3 separate regions of the Homo sapiens genome follow, and regions 1 and 2 are each linked to region 3. A link is a loop called in an ENCODE intact Hi-C map of the cell type or tissue named here. Cell type or tissue: Calu3. All regions are shown on one strand.

Region 1 (2,500 bases), 87 kb before region 3:
CAGCAACTCATCTGACAGATGAAGAAATCAAGGCTCAAGCTGGCTAAGTGACTTTATAATATTACATGTCTAGTACATGGATTACTGAAGCTGAACCAGCAAAGTACCAGGATCCAGCTTACTGGATCGCACTGATACATCCGTCTCTATTCAGATAACTCACCTTTCCTCTGCCTTCAAAACACAGATTTGACTGCCACAAGCCACACTGAGGTTCTGCTGACTTGCATCTGACACAATGTGCCAATCAGAGGAAGTGTTCAATAAATAACTATTGTTTTGACATTGCTATTTCTTAGCAGCCCAGAGCTATACTTCATCAAATGAAACTGTACTTCATTATATCGAATAATTTCTCTGTCTTCCCTGCTTTGACTGCACCTACCTTGGGTCAACAATAGATGCTGGTTAGCTACCCTCAGGGGAATCATTCACTATGGGGGGTCCAGAGCTGTGTGGCACCATCATCCCCTGGAGTTGGCCCACTGACCTACTAACTACAAAGTGCTCACGTCTGGAGTAATGGAGTGTTTGAATCAAACATAGTCGTGATTGCTGAGGATGCTGCAGAAACATAGTGTGAGCCCCAGGGCAGATGGAGTCACCTGTCACATGGTAGATCAACCACTCACACCAGCTCTGTCAAGGGACAGAGTTTCCAGGGAAGCAGCCCTCAAGCCAAATCTGTTGATCAGAAATGTTTAACTTAGCACACAAAGTCTTCTTATAATAAAATTAATTGCTAGTATTTCAAATTCTAGGAAGTTCACATGAACATCCAGATTTTGTACTTCTCTTGAAACACTGGAAGATACATCAACACTAGGTCCACTCCGCTGCACAGAAACAACTGGCTTGGTCCAAGCGGTAAGTAGCTGTCCTCTTGCACACTGTGCACAAACCATCCTCTCAGAAATCATTTTCACAACCCCTTATGCACTCTGTTTGCAGCCCCTTCCACAGAGGCAGAATGGGAATGCCAAAAATGTCATCTTATCTTGCTTTGCAATAGTTCAAAGATTATGCTGCAAGTATTTGTGTGTTCAGTGAGATATTTTTAAGAACTTAAAATGCTGCATCAGATAATCAAAGCCTTGTGTATCCATCCCAAATGGCTTCACCCATTACTTTTCTTATAGCTAATTATGAATTATATCCAAATATTCTGTCTTCATTGCCTACTTACAGCAGAGACGATCTCCTTTGACAGGAATCCAACTGTGTGAGTTGCCAAGAACTTGTCAGAGAGAGGGTTGTAACAGGAGGGCACTTTTTCCTCCTGCCGTCCCTTTTCTGGCTTTACCCAAGCTCCTCTGAGGCAGTTTAGACTTGCAGGAATGCTCTGGCTGCCTGCCCTGATGCTGACCTCCTCTGGGTGGGGAAGCAGGCAGCTGGGTGCAGGGCACTTGATTCTGGAATGTACTTCCTCATAAAGGTGCCAGGGCCTGCACTTGGCAAATTCTAAACACAATGGCTTTTTAGCTGCCAGGGCATTTATTACTCCTGATTGAGAGGTGAATAAACATGCTTTTTAAACTTACAGACAACTGGGATGCAAGTTAAGGGGACTAGTCATCTAGTTTGATTGAATTACTTTAACTTCGGAATTAAAAAGAAAGGTCTTCTAAAGTAAAAACTCATTTAGTATAAATTAATGATACAAACTAACAAAAAGTAATAACCCCCATCACGACTTTTTAAAAAATTATATACAAATGTTTTGTGTTTTTTTTGAAACACATCACATTTATTCATTTGCATATTTTCAGTGACACTATTGTGCTACAAATGGCAGAGGTGAATAGTTACATCAGAAACCACATGGCCTGCAAAGTCTAAAATATTCATTATCTGGCCCTTCGTGAAAAACGTTTGCCTATTCCTACTCCACTAAATAACTCTTGTGGGGTATTTTTATTTATTTATTTATTATTTTTATTTCAATAGTTTTAGGGGAACAGGTGGTTCTTGGTTACATGAGTAAGTTCTTTAGTGGTGACTTCTGAGATTTTGGTGCCCTCATCACCCAAGCAGTGTACACTGTACCCAATGTGTAGTCTTTTATCCCTCACCCCCTCCTACCCTTCCCCCAAATCCCCAAAGTCCATTATATCATTCTTATGCCTTTGTGTCCTCATAGCTTAGCTCCCACTTAAAAATGAGATCATATAATATTTGGTTTTCCATTCCTGAGTTACTTCACTTAGAGTAACGGTCTCCAGGCCAGGCACGGTGGCTCACACCTGTAATCCCAGCACTTTCGGAGGCCAAGGCAGATGGATCACGAGGCCAGGAGATCAAGACCATCCTGGCTAACATGGTGAAACGCTGTCTCTACTGAAAATACAAAAAGTTAGCCAGGCATGGTGGTGGTCGCCTGTAGTCCCAGCTACTTGGGAGGCTGAGGCAGGAGAATGGTGTGAACCCAGGAGGCAGAGTTTGCAGTGAGCCGAGATCACGCCAGTGCACTCCAGCCTGGGAGGCAGAGCTAGACTCTGTC
Region 2 (2,500 bases), 110 kb before region 3:
AACAATCCATGTAATATATTAAGAGAAGGCTTTTCCACTGGGGAATGCCCCCTGGGAAAGCAGATGCAGAGGACCATGACAAGTCTTCATACATATGCAATCACTGACTTCTGAGGATCTGATGCCTCTAAATGCCATAAACCCTCTTTCCAGGGCTACAGTTCAGTGCACCACTATAATGAACACAGTACATTAAACATGAATATCATCTACTTTATTTTACAAGTCCCTCTGAGTTAGTCCATTATATCATGCCATTTTCAAAATCACAAGAAATTTTTAATTTTCTGCGGAGAATGCAGACCACAGACAATCTGTGAGTTCACCTTGTGACAAAAAGAGCACTTTCTTCAAATAAGAGAGTCAGGTCCTGATGTTTTATATTTCATTGGTGTTTTAATGTATTATTTGGCCCAGAGATTTATTGGATCCCATGGATCAAAAGTATTCATTAATCATCAAAGTTAAAAGATTTTTAACCTTGTCTACAGAAAAAAAGCATTTTTACAACAGCATATAATTGTACGTTTCTTCAGTTAACTTCACTGACCTTTTTACTGGTGAAGGTGCAATAATTTTAATTGTTCCTTCATTTTCTCCATTTTCCATGTTTGCAGTTATCCTACTGATGCTGTTTGATTCTAGCAGAGGAGGAGAAGGAAAGATGGAAGAGAGAGGAAACAGTGATAAGGAAATGAAAGAAACAGAAGACTTATTTTAAAATGCAATTTTAGGGACACTGTGGCACATTTTATTGATAAATTATAACCCCAAATAAATAATGAATCACCCAATAAATTGGAGGTACTATTTTCTAACGTGTACTAAACCCTCAACATAACAATGTCCTGGGAGTCTAGGCTATTTTTTTCAGACTTTAAAACTAAGTCTCCACATCTTTAGATGTTAAAATAACATTCACTTTAGACTATTAAAATGATATTCTGAGATATTTAGTACCATATATTAGAATATAAAACATAATGATCAGGTTTTGATGACTACTTGTGAAGAAGTTTCTCAGCATATCATGACAGTCCCCATTTGAAATCAAACCAAACAAAAAACTTCAAACCTGAAAATATCCCAACTCATAATGCAGCTGTCAAAAAAAGAGTAATATACATGTGATCTGTATCACTCACATATAAAAAAAAGACATTTTCAAATGTGTTCTTCATGCAAACATTCCTAAAAATCTGAAACTGAATTTTTAAAAGTTGTTATTCCATAGATTTGCATACACGCTAGAGGAACCAGCAGAGGGAGCCCATGGCAGACACAATGTTGGAAGTCATGATCGAAATAAAGATAACTGAAGGGTCTGGGCCCATGTAGGAGGTCAGGCTTCCACTCTCAGGGCAGAGGTAGATAAGCCTGCAGAAGTGAGGTGTGTGGGCTCTGGGAACAACTCTTCTCCAGTGTGCATGTACCTCACTCAAGGAGGAGGCAGTTTAGATGATCAGGGGAAATCAGCATGCACAGATGCCCACAGGCCCTGTTCAATTAGGTCTATGTGCCATACAGGTGTGTCTTCCTCGGAGCTACTCCTGCAGGGGTAATAGTTACGGTCCTTCAATCCAATGCATAACGGTCACTAACCACCGAGAATGTCATGAAGATGAGTTTGTAACATTAATAAGCACTAATATTTATTGAGTACTTACTATGTGTCAGGTACTATTACAAGCGCTTCACATCTATTTACTCATGTATCCTCAAAATAATCCTATGAAGTAGATATCAATGTTATCTCATTTTAAAAGATTTAAAAAAAATGGGCCTTTCTCAAGGTCCCACAGCTCCTGAGTGGTGGGGCAAGCTTTGAAGATGGGCAGTCTGGCTCCACAGACTTAGCTCTGAACCACACACTACTTCCACCTGTGGCCCCACAAGCAGCTCAAGAGTCAGTCTAGATTAGGAGTCAACTGGGAGAGACAGACTCTTAAAAGGGCAAGTGGGCCAGGCGCAGTGGCTCACGCCTGTCATCCCAGCACTTTGGGAAGCCGAGGCGGGCGGATCACGAGGTCAGGAGTTCAAGACCACTCTGGCCAACAAGGCAAAACCCCATCTCTACTAAAAATATAAAAATTAGCTGGGCATGGTGGCGCATGCCTGTAATCCCAGATACTCAGGAGGCTGAGGCAGGAGAATTGCTTGAACTGGGACCCGGGAGGTGGAGGTTGTAGTGAGCTGAGATTGCGCCACTACACTCCAGCCCTGGCTACAGAGCGAGACTCCGTCTCAAAAAAAAAAAAAAAACCCACACAGCAAGTGAAAGTGATGTTCAATGAGAAGAACACTTCAGAGCAAGGCAAGAGGACAAGACAAGAGAAACACCTGAGCACCCTCAAAGTTGGCAAGTTTCCTCCAGAGCAGTTGGGAAGTATGTCTGGCTTACCCATCAGGAAAGATAAACATTAATAAATACACTTTAGACAGAGAAAACAAAGGGTGGTTTCAGATAAGAGTTCCAAAAACTGTTACTCTAAGGCATTTG
Region 3 (2,500 bases):
AAATGGGGAATTCACAAGATGCCACAAAATAAGGTACAATGATAACATGCCCAAGGACTTTCTGAAATCAATAAATAAATTAAAATTTTGTCTTCGATAATAATGGACCTCCACTAATGAGACATTTGAGAGAATGAACTGGGTAACACCCCAAATATCAGGGAGGGATATTTGGAAACCTGAAAGAAATGCTTCCCATTTCAGGTTTCAGGAGGTCTCCCTGGGATATCTTTCCTGCTCTATGTCATGGTCAAAATCCTACTTATCCTTCAAGATCCAGTTAAAATGCCACCTTCTTCATAAAGCCTGTCCAAATCCTCTCAATCTCATTATGACCTCTCCCTCCATTGAACCTACCAAGTTTCTTATTTTTGCCTGTCTCTGATACTTACACTCTTGCACTCTTAAGATGGCCATTTATTCCTTCTGTTAACTTTCCTACTTATGTTTAGACATTTGGAAAGCATGTGCTGAGTATCACACACCACTTACTTTCTATGCAGTCCAATAACTTATTCTCAGTAAGAGCTGCCTAAAAGTTCACTGAATTAATACCAAGGGCCAATAACATGGTGTCTATAAATTGAACCTTTCTTCCTGTTTCTTATGAAGATTTCCATTTTTCTTGACCAATCAGACTTATGAAATTAAAGAAAAAGCTGACCAGATCCATGTATTTTGTTATATCACCTGATACACAGAGATTCAGTTTACTTTTAACTTTAAAATACACATTTGTTTCAGTGACATATAATTCCAATAGACTCAATATATTCTAAAGGTAGCATAAGGAATAAATATCTTATATTTAAAATGGCTAAAACACCAAAAACTGAGGAAGCCATATATTACATTTTTATACCTAAAACTTGCATAGAAATTTTTATGCAATAAAAATAAAGATTATGCAAAAAAAATCTGACAGAAATTTGATTTTCCATCATCAAAAAAATAAAGAAGACTTGATATGAGACAGTTAAGAAAATAAAAATAAAGGGAGCACCTGATTTTTTATAACTAATCAGCAAAACTTCATCTCAATGTAACAATATATTAATTTACTTTTAAAATGAGAGTAAATGCCTATTACATATTTCTGGATTGTGAATTGTATTCCACTTAACTCTTAGCAAATGAGATAGATTACTTTCATTACTGACATACTAGCAACATTCCAGAAAGAATAGAGCTACAAAAGGCTTATAATCGTAGAGAAAGACTCACTAGTAGGACAAGTTTATTTGAAAATACCATCAATGGAGCTTTCAACCAGAACAAAGAATATTTCAAATGAGTAATAACACCTTTGCAGATTAACATGACATTACAAACCAGAAAGGCAGGTTCCTGCCAGCTTCACAGAATGATAACTATTACATCTGAGACAAACAGCTTACTCCTTCACAAAGGGGAAATGAACTCTGCAAAAAATTCTTATAACGTTATGCCTTTAAAAATTCACTCTATCTTTATTTAGTATTTTGACCACAATACATTCCTAGTTCTCTGGGAAAACTTAAAATTACATTAATTTTTTTAGCTTAGGCCATTACGATAAGGCAAAGTGGGCGCACGGAGGAGACATTCTTCAGGTACCAAAGGTAACTCCTTCCCAGGGGAGGCACTGTTCACCCCCATTGTCTGGCCCCCATTGTTTATGTCTAAGAGTTACCCTCACCCTCCAGATGAGGAAAATCCTCATTTAATCATTAAAAAATGAGTAAAATGTATTTTTCTAGGTGCAATTAATATTTATATTTTTCATATATAAAAGTTTCTTCACACTGATAAGCTTTTCTCAGCTATCTATTGCTTTGTAACAAGTAACTTCAAAACTCAGTGGCTTAAAGCAACAAGTTGCCTATAATTCTAAAATTTAGCCAGGGCTCAGAAGAGACAGCTGGTATCAGCTCCATCTGGTGTTGGCTGGAGAGGTCTACCTGGGCTGAAGAACCCAGGATGGCTTCATTCACATATTGACACCTCACCTGAGATGGCTGGAATGGCTGGAAGCTGGCTGGGCCACTCACCCTCTAAGCAAGGTAATCTGACTTCGTGACATGGTGACTTAGGGCTCCAAGAGACAAACAGGGGAAGCTGCCAAGTTTCTGAAGGCCCAGATCTGGCACAGCATCAGTCTTGCTACACTCTATTGATCAAAGCAAGTCACTGAGTCAGTGCACATGGAAAGGGAGCAAAAACAGATCCCATCTCTTGATAGGAGGAATGACATGAACATATAGTGAGCGACTGGAAGAATCACAGGTGGCCATCTTTGTTGACAACCTACCACATCTTTTTTTTCTCTCTAAACTTGTTATATGCTTTATGTTTTTCTTCACTCATCTCTGTAATATTTCAAATTAGAGCAAAAGAAAGAATGACAGTAAATCATCTTGATCATCTATATAAAAAGAACTATGCTAGATGATTTCTTGTACTTTGTTTCATTTAATCTCTACAAGAGCTATGCAAACTTGTCATTTTTTATTCCTGCTTT

What was found. A loop is a pair of places that touch in the nucleus more often than their neighbours do. Peaks named below come from ENCODE experiments on the same cell type or tissue, not always from the same donor. Only the 100,000 strongest peaks of a DNase experiment are listed, where the experiment ranks them.
Region 1: a loop joins it to region 3, with 2.5 times the contacts of the local background. A loop is called at or near these places in 4 of 110 quality-filtered maps.
Region 2: it touches region 3 in a loop (2.8-fold over the local background); 3 of 110 quality-filtered maps call a loop at or near these places.

What each region holds. Positions count from the first base shown.
Region 1 is chr5:112,227,486-112,229,985 of GRCh38, forward strand. All of the region lies in intron 12 of EPB41L4A (erythrocyte membrane protein band 4.1 like 4A), which reads right to left. LOC101927023 (a long non-coding RNA gene) reads left to right here and starts at 798. Exons shown (of 4, transcript NR_110559.1): 1 at 798-867. In Calu3, no CTCF peak of the experiment used is centred here; a DNase peak (open chromatin) is centred at 1,366.
Region 2 is chr5:112,209,342-112,211,841 of GRCh38, forward strand. It overlaps EPB41L4A (erythrocyte membrane protein band 4.1 like 4A), which reads right to left. Exons shown (of 23, transcript NM_022140.5): 13 at 551-641. Among named protein-coding and RNA genes, the nearest start is that of SNORA13, 49 kb to the left of the region's middle. In Calu3, a CTCF peak has its summit at 1,276 (motif pointing right); a DNase peak (open chromatin) is centred at 1,280.
Region 3 is chr5:112,314,875-112,317,374 of GRCh38, forward strand. The region is part of intron 1 of EPB41L4A (erythrocyte membrane protein band 4.1 like 4A); the gene reads right to left. Among named protein-coding and RNA genes, the nearest start is that of EPB41L4A, 100 kb to the right of the region's middle. In Calu3, no CTCF peak of the experiment used is centred here; DNase peaks (open chromatin) are centred at 1,337 and 2,045.